Linked DNA regions of Homo sapiens: region 2 is linked to region 1. Evidence: chromatin loops called from intact Hi-C (ENCODE). Cell type or tissue: B cell. All regions are shown on one strand. Links, peaks and the distances in the headings refer to the core of each region. The heading gives the core; the rest is flanking DNA.

The links. Hi-C counts contacts between places; a loop is a spot of excess contacts. Peaks named below come from ENCODE experiments on the same cell type or tissue, not always from the same donor. Only the 100,000 strongest peaks of a DNase experiment are listed, where the experiment ranks them.
Region 2: it touches region 1 in a loop (6-fold over the local background); 13 of 110 quality-filtered maps call a loop at or near these places.

What each region holds. Positions count from the first base shown.
Region 1 is chr2:100,244,187-100,249,566 of GRCh38, forward strand. It overlaps LINC01104 (long intergenic non-protein coding RNA 1104), which reads left to right. Exons shown (of 3, transcript NR_103730.1): 2 at 2,926-3,052; 3 at 4,878-5,380. Among named protein-coding and RNA genes, the nearest start is that of LINC01104, 39 kb to the left of the region's middle. RefSeq lists enhancers at 3,744-3,853, 4,725-5,380. In B cell, for the core only: CTCF peaks have their summits at 2,190 and 2,389; DNase peaks (open chromatin) are centred at 685, 1,565, 2,155 and 3,525; H3K4me3 peaks cover 1,124 bases; H3K27ac peaks cover 961 bases.
Region 2 is chr2:100,108,896-100,114,239 of GRCh38, forward strand. All of the region lies in intron 2 of AFF3 (ALF transcription elongation factor 3), which reads right to left. Among named protein-coding and RNA genes, the nearest start is that of AFF3, 31 kb to the right of the region's middle. In B cell, for the core only: no CTCF peak of the experiment used is centred there; a DNase peak (open chromatin) is centred at 1,906; H3K4me3 peaks cover 1,764 bases; H3K27ac peaks cover 4,394 bases.

The sequences.
Region 1 (5,380 bases), core at 130-5,129:
ATCCCTCTCTCCACGCTGCCTTTCCATGAGGCTAGCTTCAACTGAATTGCTATTGGGTTTTCAGTTAACTGAGGGAAGGAACAAGGAAGGATTTGCAGGGGGATCAAAACTAATTTAGGCTGTATCCCAGGGTGGCTCCCTCATCACAGCCTTGCTGGTCATTTCTCTGGTCATATCCTTCCTTGACCTCTCTAAAAGAAACACCTTCACATTTTAGGAATGGCGAAACCCTGTCTCTACTAAAAATACAAAAAAAAAAAAAAATTAACCGGGCATGGTGGCATGCACCAGTAGTCCCAGTGACTTGGGAGGCTGAGACAGGGGAATTGCTTGAACCTGGGAGGTGGAGGTTGCAATGAGCCAAGATCACATCACTGCACTCCACCTTGGGTGACACAGCGAGACTCCGTCTCAAAAAAAAAAAAAAATCTCTCTGTCTGTCCTATGCCCGAGGGTGAGGTACTGCAGCTGGTCCTGAGGAGCTGGTTCAGTTGTCTATAGCGGTAGAACAAATTATTCTAAAACTCAGTGGTTTAAAGCATAACTTACTATTATTTCTCACAATTCTGTTGGTTGACTGGGCTTATATAGGTGGTTCCCACTCAGGGTTTCTCCCGCAGTTATAGTCAGAGGGTGGCTGGGGTTGGAACTATCAAAGCCTTCCTTACTCATTTGCCTGGGCTCTACTGGGGTGGCAGGAACAGCAGGGGACCAGTTGGGTATTCCTCTCTCCATGCTGCCTTTCCACGAGGCTAACTTGGGCTTCCTCACAGCATGGTGGTCTCGGATAGCTGTACTCCTTACGCAGCCTCTGGTTTCCCCGGGCATGTTTTCTGAAAGGTCTGGGCAGAAGCTCAAGGCTTCTCATGACTCAGCCTCAGAAAACCCAGAAAGTCACTTTTACCTCATTCTACAGGCAAAGGCTAGGGCCAGCCCAGAATCCAGGGGATGAGGACTAGGAATTTGACTCTTTCAGAGAATGGAGGAGCAAAGAATGTGTGACCTTTAATGTGTGTCTTTAATCTTGTGACCATGTTTAAGCCACACACCTTGTTTCTCTGGCCAAGCACTGTTACGTACTTTGAGTTTCATATTAAATGCCATTTTCCTAGGAGGCTCTTTCCTAAGCCACTAGACTAGGATAATTTCTCCATTTTGTATGTGCTTCTATAGAGCTCTAATACACCCACCCACACACACAGAGGTTTTTCATACTTTCACACTTGCTTAATATCCATCTTCCCCATAGACAAATCCCACAGGGCAAAGGCCATGTTTTTTAGTCTTTTACTCACTGCTGGTCCCAGGCGTTTATACAATGCCTGGCTTGGTGTTCAGCTTCTGAATTGAACTTAACTGCTATTGGGTTTTCAGTTAACTGAGAGAAGGGACAAGGCAGGATTTGCAGGGGGGTCAAAACTAATTTAGGCTGTATCCCAGTGTGGCTCCCTCATCTCAGCCTTGATGCTCATTTCTCTGGTCGTATCCTTCACTGAGCTCTCTAAATAAAAGGCCTTCATGTTTTAGGAGTCTGCTGGTCATATGGGCTGACCCCCGTAGACTGGGAGGACTCCAGCTATGGGGTGGGACAGATCCTAGGGGTAGTCCCCTCTGCCAGGGCTAGAAGGAACTCCAGTCCCCCAGGCAGAACATGGCAGTAGAGGTGCTGGCACAGTCAAGAGGTGGCCAGTCATCCAGCCCCGCTGTCAGACCAAGAGGCTCCACAGAGGCTGAGGGTGTCCCAACAGCGGGGCAGAGCATGGAGACAGGATATTCCCAGCAGACCCTCTTCAGAAATTGAGTCTCAAGGGGTCTTGGGGAACTTGGTCAGCAGATGTCATGGCTTCATCTGTCAGCTGGTGGGTCAGCTCAGCGGGACTCCTGTCTTTAGAAGGGAGGCTCAAGTCTTTACTCTGTACCAAGACAGAGATGGGGGCCAGGAAACAAGACATGCAACCATTTTCCATCATCAAGGGGCGAGATGGTGCTTGGCATGAGGCAGAACTGGGCTCTGTCAATGCCACGCATCAGGAGGAACCCCTTTTCTGTTTCAATCCCTCCTGTTCATGTGTGGTGCCCGTTAGAGCTGGCGTATACTTCTGTTCTCCAGTGTCTGAGGACATGGAGGACCCATTTCCTCATTTTCCCCCTTGTGGTTGGATGGGATCATGCACCCAGTTCTCGTTGAGACCAAGATGCTGAGGTTACCGTTTTCTTTGTGGGACCAAAAAAAGAGCTCTAATTCGGCTTGAAACGTGTGTGTTTGTGCGTGCGTGTGAGAGAGGGCAGGTGCGTAATGGAGAGTGTGTCGGTGTTCCATGTGTGAGAGTGTGTAGGTGAGTGTGTGTGTGTGAAGAGATGTGTGTGATAGTGGTGTGTGAACTTGGGAGTGTGTGTCTGTGGTGCATAACTGTGTGTGTGTGTATGTGCAAATGTGAGTGTGTATGTGTGTTAATGTGTGTATGTGTGTGTGACTAAGGCGTGTGAGTGTGGTGTGTGAGCTTGGGCGTGCGGGTGTTGAAATGTGTGTGAGTGTGTACACGTGTGTGAGCACAACAGTGTGTGAGTTTGGGGTGGGCACAGGCCACAGCTAGTCTCTCTTGGGGCGTTAGATCTCTGCAACCCAAGCACCCCAAGTCGCTCTCCTTCCTCACTCCATCCTGAGCTTCCCAGCTGCTGCCTCTGCTCCGAACTCCCACGGGGAAAGCAGCGTCTCTAGGACCAGGGGCTCCGAGCATGGCACAGCGCCAACTCTCGTCTCTTGCCGCCTCCTGAGAACCTGGGTGCAGCACAAAACAGTCAAATATTTTCCTCTTCTGTCATCACTAACTAGAGCTCCACAAGTTCCCAGATTGCCGTGTTAGCTCTTCACCATAATTAGCAGTTTTCTGATATCATGCTAACACTCCTTAATTCTTCCCTCAGAGACAAAGCAAATCCGTGGGATGCCGAGGGCACTTGGATAACTTCCGCTCGGGAGAGAAGCCCAAACTCCGCGTCCCGGAGACCTGAAGTGTGGCCGCCAGTGGACACCCAGCTGAGGGATGAGCAGGTGGGCCTCAGTGGTGGCTGTGGGGTCCCTGGACACTGCTCGCCACTGGCCTCCAGAAGCATTGTAGGCTTTGGGGACCTGCTGGTCCTCCGGCCCTAAATGTGGCCCTGGAATGATGAAGGAAAGTTTGCCATCTCCATCCTCCTCAAGCTGCCTGAGCACCCCAGTAGCACCCACCCTGTCTGTGCTCCCGTCTGCACCCCATGTCCTGGGGCCTGCTTTGTGTTGCACCGGATGACAGGAACCAGTGCCCTGACTGTGACTTGCTTCTCCCTTCAGGGACACACAAGCACTTTCACAGCAAGGCTACTTTTCAGCCCTTCTGCAGACAGGGCTTCCTGCAGGGATGCTGGATGCAGAGGCAGGACGAGGATGCAGGGCCTGGGTCCAGGTGCGACTCCTCTCACACCTGGTACAGGTGGCCCCTCTCCCGGCAGGGCACCTCGGCTCCCTGGGGAGAATGAGAAAGGGGAACTGAGAGTTCATTGTTCCGTGGGGCATGCCACAAACCCCCAAAGACCCATCGGGTGAAAAGAAGAAAAACAACCGCAAAGCTATTTTCACCTGAGGCGGTCTCATGGGTGAAGCAGACGCCTGGATTACTCAATCCAGGCAGGGTCTCCTGCCTGGATTACTCAAATAATGACCCGGTGTGTCCTCCTTCCACCAGTGAGAAAGTCCCTTCTCAGTGGAAAATTATGGGTTGAGGTCTTTTACCTGGGGCCTCCTCTTTTTGTTTAAGATGGTAGTTTAAAAAAAACAGTTTTTTTTTTAGAGAAGTGTTTGTTTCCAGCAAACTTGAGAGGAAAGTACAGAGGTTTCCCACGTCCCCCCTGCCCAAGCACATGCACAGCCTCCCCAACTACTCACATCCCCCATCGGTTATCCATTTGTGACAACTGATGAACCCCCATGGGCACATGATCATCACCCAAAGCCCAGTGTTAGCATTAGGGTTCATTCTTGGTGTTGTACATTCTATGGGTGTGGAGAGCAGGTAATGACATGCGTCCACCATTTTAACAGAATAGTTTGCCCGCCCTAAAATTTCCCATGCTCCTCCTGTTCATCTGTCCTTTCCTCCAATCCCAGGCAACCACTGATCTTTTTACTGTCATCATGGTTTTGTCCTTCCCATAATGCCACATAATTGGAAGCATTTACATTTCCTCCATTTCACTTCATAGCTTGGTACCTCAGTTGTTTTTAGTGCTGAATAATATTCCATTGTCTGGAGATATCCTTATTTATTTATTTATTTTGATGCAGTCCCAGTCTGTCGCCCAGGCTGGAGTGCAGTGGCGGGATCTCAGCTCACTGCAACCACCACCTTCCATGCTCAAGCTATTCTCCTGACTCAGCCTCCTGAGTAGCTGGGATTACAGGTGCCCATCAACACGCCTGGCTAATTTTTGTATTTTCAGTAGAGATGGGATTTCACCGTGTTGGCCAGGCTGGTCTTGAACTCCTGACCTCAAGTGATTCGCCTGCCTTGGCCTCTCAAACTGACCTCAAGTGATTTGCCCACCTCGGCCTCCCAAAGGGCTGGGATTACAGGCGTGAGCCACCATGCCCGGCCGGCATGTATCAGTTTATTTATCCCTTCACCTGCTGAAGGACATCTTGGTTACTTCCAAGTTTTGGCAATGATAAACACGGCTGCTATAAACATGTGTGCTCAGGTATCTGTGCAGACATTAGTTTTCGGTTCATCTGCACAAATACCAAGGAGCATGATTGCTGGATTGTGTGGTAAGGGGATGTTTAGTTTTGAAGGAAACCACCAAGCTGTTTTTCACAGTTTGCATATTTTGCATCCTAACAGCAATGAATGAGAGTTCCTATTGCTCCACGTCCTCACCGCATTTGCTGCTATCTGTGCCCTGGATTTGGGCCATCCTGATAGGTGTGTGGTATCCGGTAGGTGTGTCTCATTGTTGTTTTAATTTGCATTTCTCTGATGACATATGATGTGGATTATCTTTTCATCTGCTCATTTGCCATCTATATATCTTCTTTGAGGCATCTGCTCAGATCTTTGCCTTTGGCCTTTTGTTATCTCTAAAACACAGAAGGCGGTGCAGGGTGCGTTAAGAAGGCATGTCTGGGCAAGTGGGTGCCTTTGCCTCTCCCTGCTGCCCCCGCACAGGGTTTCTCCAGGCTGTCTTGTCACCCACCTCTATTTGGTTGGGGCCACATTTACCAGGGATCCCCACTATCCCAAAACTCCTCTTGAACACATTGTCTGTCCAGGAGGGGCCTGTCGAGCTGCAGTTTATGTTCTATAGGTTCAGGCAGCTGCTGCTAAAGTGACAAGGTGACTCTCTG
Region 2 (5,344 bases), core at 1-5,000, 140 kb before region 1:
TGCATTTCTTTCCTTTTTTTTTTTTTTTTTTTTTTTTTTTAACAAAACCAGGTTTTTCCCTAAGGAATGCACCTTCCCCAAAGTTTCCCGCATCCTCCTGCCTACATAATTCACTTATATAGTCACTATGACATTAATTAGATTCAGAAGTCTGTGGAAACAGCAGAGCTCGGCAGGGTCAGAGGGCAAGCAGGGCAGAGAAAAGAGAGGGGAAAATGAGCTCCGGGAGAGGGGAAGGAAGTGGAGGGAAGTTTTTCATGCCCTTCAAGTACCAAACAAAACAAAGATAATTTCAAAAGTGGTCAGCCACTATAACACTGCTTAGAGAATTAAAGTATTGACAAATTGAAGAGTGCTTTAAAATAAAGTGGATGGGGCATAAGCATGTATGTCTTGGTGTTAGTTGCTCCTTATACAGCCGGTACTAAAGGCTGGTGGGTGAAGCTTACCACATTTTAAAAAGAAAAAGGCAGGCACACATACTAAAGTTGAAAATGCAGGCAGGAAGGACATTTACTTTTCATAAAAGCGGATCAGAAAAGCATCTCCTATCACAGATCATGTATTTTATGCCATGCTGACCAATGTTGGGGGATAATCTCATTATTTTGTGATATGAGAAGATCCTTTGATGCTGGTAACAAGAACCAATCATCCTGACTTAAATCTTAATATCCCCACAGGTTCTTTGTCATGCTTCTTCAAGATGTGCCCTGGCCATTCATGCAAGTTTCAAGGACTCTGAATCTGTTGAGAATAGGACATAACTAATCGTATCATTAGCAAACATGTCTATATTACTGTCAACTGGGTGCTGTTCTAAAGTATCAACTCCATTTAGTCCTCCCAAAAGCACATGAGGTATGTTGCCATTGTTTTTATTTTGCAGGTGAGTATGCTAAGGAACAGGTAAGTGTCACAAACCCAAGCATGGCAGATCAGGAATTGGTATGGTATTACTGGTAGCTGTGATACCATACTCCACCTCCCACAACTTTTGCCTTAATTATCTATAGCATTGGCGCATTCTCATGCTCACAGGCACTGAAATAATGAAAGTAATACAGTCCCAGTCGGAAGGCGAGAGAGAGCCCTCTACCCCTCTCTGCAATTCTCCTGCCACCCAGTTTTGCCCCTTGAGTTCTGCCATAACCGCACCTGGAGTGAGGCGCTCCTTGTCTCTAGCCTCAACGTCTTCCTTTGCAACATGAGAAGGCTGGATTGGGTGTTCTTTGTCTCTGTCAGTTTTTGTCTCTGACAGTTCTGAAATGTTAGAGGTCTGTTTTTTTCAGTTGTTCTTCCTGAGCACTGCCAGACAGGAATCCCTGGAGTATGTCAAGAGAGTCATAAACCTTTTCTTGTTTAAAGGTAGGACCTCCTTCTTGGCTTAAACAAATCTCAAGGTGTTGGTCTGCTTCAAACAGGAGTGCTGTGCTATCTGTGAAGTATTAGCAGACGGCAAGAGGAATGTGTTCAGGAAGAGGACACTTAGCTTAGGTCTGGGGGAAGCATGGGGAAGAAGTCACAACACAACTGTGGGTGTCAGGCTCTTTTCTCTGGGGCACCAGAGAGTATTCAAGCATGGATTGGTAGTCCCCATGCAGCCCTCGGAGGAAACCGAAGCTGCAAATGCAGCAATTATGGCTTACAGCCTGAAAATGGTGACATTCCAAAATTGCATCTTAATGGGTAAAACATTGGTGGAGAAAGGGCAGCAGAAGATCCCCACAAGGTCCTTCAGGTACAGGCATCTCCCACTGCTCAGAGTCCTGCTGGGGGTCCCCAAGTCCCAAACAAGAAGAAGCAGAGAGCAGAGTTCACCTCTTCAGGAGCTTAAGATAAACAAGTTCATGCAGCAGACACGGCTGGCTGCCCACCCAACATCCATCTGCACTTGTCCTTGATAGCAAAACCTGAGTCTGGTTTGGGGAAGTCACAAGCCCAGCTGACATAACTGTATTTTCTAGTCTCTCTTATTGCAAGAACTGGGCATATGACTTAGTTCTGGCCAATAAGACACCCGTTTATGTCAGTCAGGATTTCTCAGAATGTTTTGCTTCCCTGCAGTAGACACCACCCCTTCCTCTAGGTCACTTTCTTCTTCCTGTCCAGAAAGGTGGAGAAGCCATCATCAATTTTAGGAGCAAAAGCCACAGACTAAAGTTGGCAAGTCTGAAGTTAAAAGGAGGCTAGGTCCTTGATGACTGCTTCATATAACCCTACCATCTTTGGACCATCCTACCCAGATCTGGACTTTTAGGAACAAAATAAGACCCTATGTGGCTAAGCCACTCTAGCGGTGTTTTGAATATTGCAGCTAACCCATTAGAGAAGTCACAGTCCCTTAAATGTGCCCCGCACATTGCCGTGTATAGTCAGGACTACCAGATATCCCAGCCTATATGCCCCAATGGGGGCAGCACTGCCAAAGAATTAAGTGTGATTTACAAAAACCTGTGATTACTTCCTTACATGTAATCTTGACTACTTCTGAGTTCACTCCAATTGTAAGCAAGTTAATTAATAAGAAACTCATGCTCAATTGTCTGAAGACTGATTAATCTGGCTCCAGCATTTTTTGAATATTCCATATTATTTGTTTCTTTATTTTCATGTTATTTGTTAACCTGGTTAAGTTGCTGTGACATCCTCACAGGGATACCAACAGATGGCATTTACGAAAAACAGTGTAGGAATAATAATAGTCAGCCTTTCTTGTGTCCTTGCCACATACACAAAAATATGTATGTTTCAGAGTTTGTCATTGTTTCTACCAATAAACTAATTATCACTGTATGAAGCTGATTTACTTCAGAAGAAGTTTACGAAAACAACTAATTAAGTACAGTATGTTGAAATATAAACTGCATTACAGGGTTAGAACCCTATAATAAGATCGCAGAAGCTTGAAAGTTGGGAGAAGCCATCAAGTCTCTCTCTAGCTAACCTGCTACCCATTGCAGCAGTTCCCTCCATATCAACCCTGCTATGGGCAGTCTCCACATGAATGTTTCCAGTGGTGGGGAGTGCGCTCTCTGAAGAGCCTCCCTGTTTTACTTTTCAAGGGCTCAGCTCTAGCTGGAACAACATTCTTCCTTATATTTATGGATCCCAAATTGATTTCCCTGTACCTTCTTAACATGTCACAGGCTCACAGTAAGCATGCAATTAGAGCTCAGCTTTGCTGAACTCCTTCTATTGGTCCTCCATATATTGAGACTTACGGGCTCAAGTATTTCCTCAGCACTTTGGTAAGTGAAAGAGCAAAGAAAGAAGTCTTTGCTCAGTGGAATACCATACAGAGAGGGCGAGTCAGTCTCTTAAGAGGAGCACATGGCCATGGAGATGAGAGAAACCCCACCTTCTTCTAATTTGTAGTTGGTTTCTTGGAAGAAGGGAGCTTCATAAAGAAGCTAGAGCTGGCCACAAGAAGGAAAATGCCCACAACAAGATAGGAGGCAGGAAACCCCTGGAAAAGAAAGATACCTACCTGCTAGTTCTCAGGGAAGAGGCTGGGCCAGGCATGGTGGCTCATGCCTGTAATCCCAGTACTTTGAGAGGCTGAGGCTGGAGGATCACTTAAGCCAGGAGTTCAAGACAAGCCTGGGCGACATGGTGAGACCCTGTCCCTACAAAAAATAAAAAATTAGCTGGCCATGGTGGCACACACTTGTAGTCCCAGCTACTCAAGAGGCTGAGGTGGGAGGATCACTTGAGCTCCAAAGTCAAGGCTGCAGTGAGCTGTGATCACACTGCTGCACTCCATCCTAGGTGAAAGAGTGAGACCCTGTCTCCAATGGAAGAAAAAAAGAAAGAAGCTGCACAATGGGAGGTAGAAAGCAGGAGCCCAAGGTCGTGAGAGGAGGAAAGTGAGTGAAGGAAGGGGCTCTGATTAGAGCTACAGGCCCGAGGGCCTGCCCTGCTCCACCACTATCTATAATGAGAGCAACTCTTTCCAGGGATGGCTCCCAGTGTTTTTCCAAAGCTCCTACTCACCTGTGATGCTTATTATAATTCCATATACTTGGCACAGACAGTTACAATTTTATGAATTTAGCATTGCTTTCTGTCACTCTCTAGACAACAATATGAGGTTTATTACAACATAAAGGGAAATTCATCCTCTTGGACTTGACTGAGTGTCAGCCCAAATCCCCATGCTGTCATCTCTGTCATCTTCCCTTGAAGAATGCAACCTCAAGTCAGGGCTGAAGTCATTGGGGATACATTCCCAAACCAGGGTCCTGGGGTCAGGCCTCAAGAGGATAATCTCAATGATCACATAAGTCATTTCAGATATTGATTTACTGAACAAACATTATTGAACACCTATTACATGCCAAGCAGTGAGCTAAGAAAGAAGATGAGAAAGAGAAGTTTGAAAGGCCAAAAAGCCCACTGTCTAGAAGATAATGCACACACATCTTAATGCACTTACTCATCCTTGAATTGAACAAATACTTCTTGATTCAGTTAGGTGCTTAGAACTATGCTAGGTACTGAGTTTATTACCAAAGTGAAACAGACATGGTCTCATGAAACAGGCCATATACAATGTTGTTTTAATATGCTTAGTGCTATGATGAGAGAAGTGCAGGTACTCAGGGAGATCTTTCCAGAAAGAACGACTGATTTGCATTCCAAGTCAAGAACTGAATTATCAAGACTAAGTGAATAGGGGGGAATGGAATAGAACAAACGCCGTGTACTATAACGTATTACCTGCTATGACAGAAGCATGTCTGTGGAGCTACAGGAGCAAAAGAAAGTGGATGATGACCAAGGCACTCCTAAAGGGCTTAATACAGCCCCTAACATTGGGTTGGGTCTAACGGAATGAAAGTCAAAGTGAGAGTGAGGAGGCAGTGATGGAAGAGCATTCCAGGCAGAGGGAAAACCACAGAATAGAGCACAGAGGCCAGAAGAAGCATGCCATGTTCCCCTAGCAGAGAAGGTTCTATGTGGTCAAAGTGTTGCCTTGAGGTGGGGGGGTTGTAGAAGTCAGTAGGTCAAATGGGGGTTAGGGGAAGAAGCAGAATGAAGGGAGATGGAAAAGGAGCCAAGGCCAGGGCAAGAGATTGGGGCCAGATGGTGAAGAGGCCTGTATTGATGTTGTAAAAACATTTTCAAGTAAGCAGGAAACCAAGATCAGAGATTCAGTAAAGCAGCTAGTGAACACCCAGCTGCCAAACCCAGGGGAACAACTGAGAGTTGAAAAGAGGAAATGTCTTCTGAGAAGCCAGAGAAAGTATTTCACAGAGGATTCAGCCCAGGGGTTTTTCTTTTCTTAGTTGTAAAATCCAGCAAGTCTGGAAACCCCTTCCCTCTGCACAGAGCTGGCCCA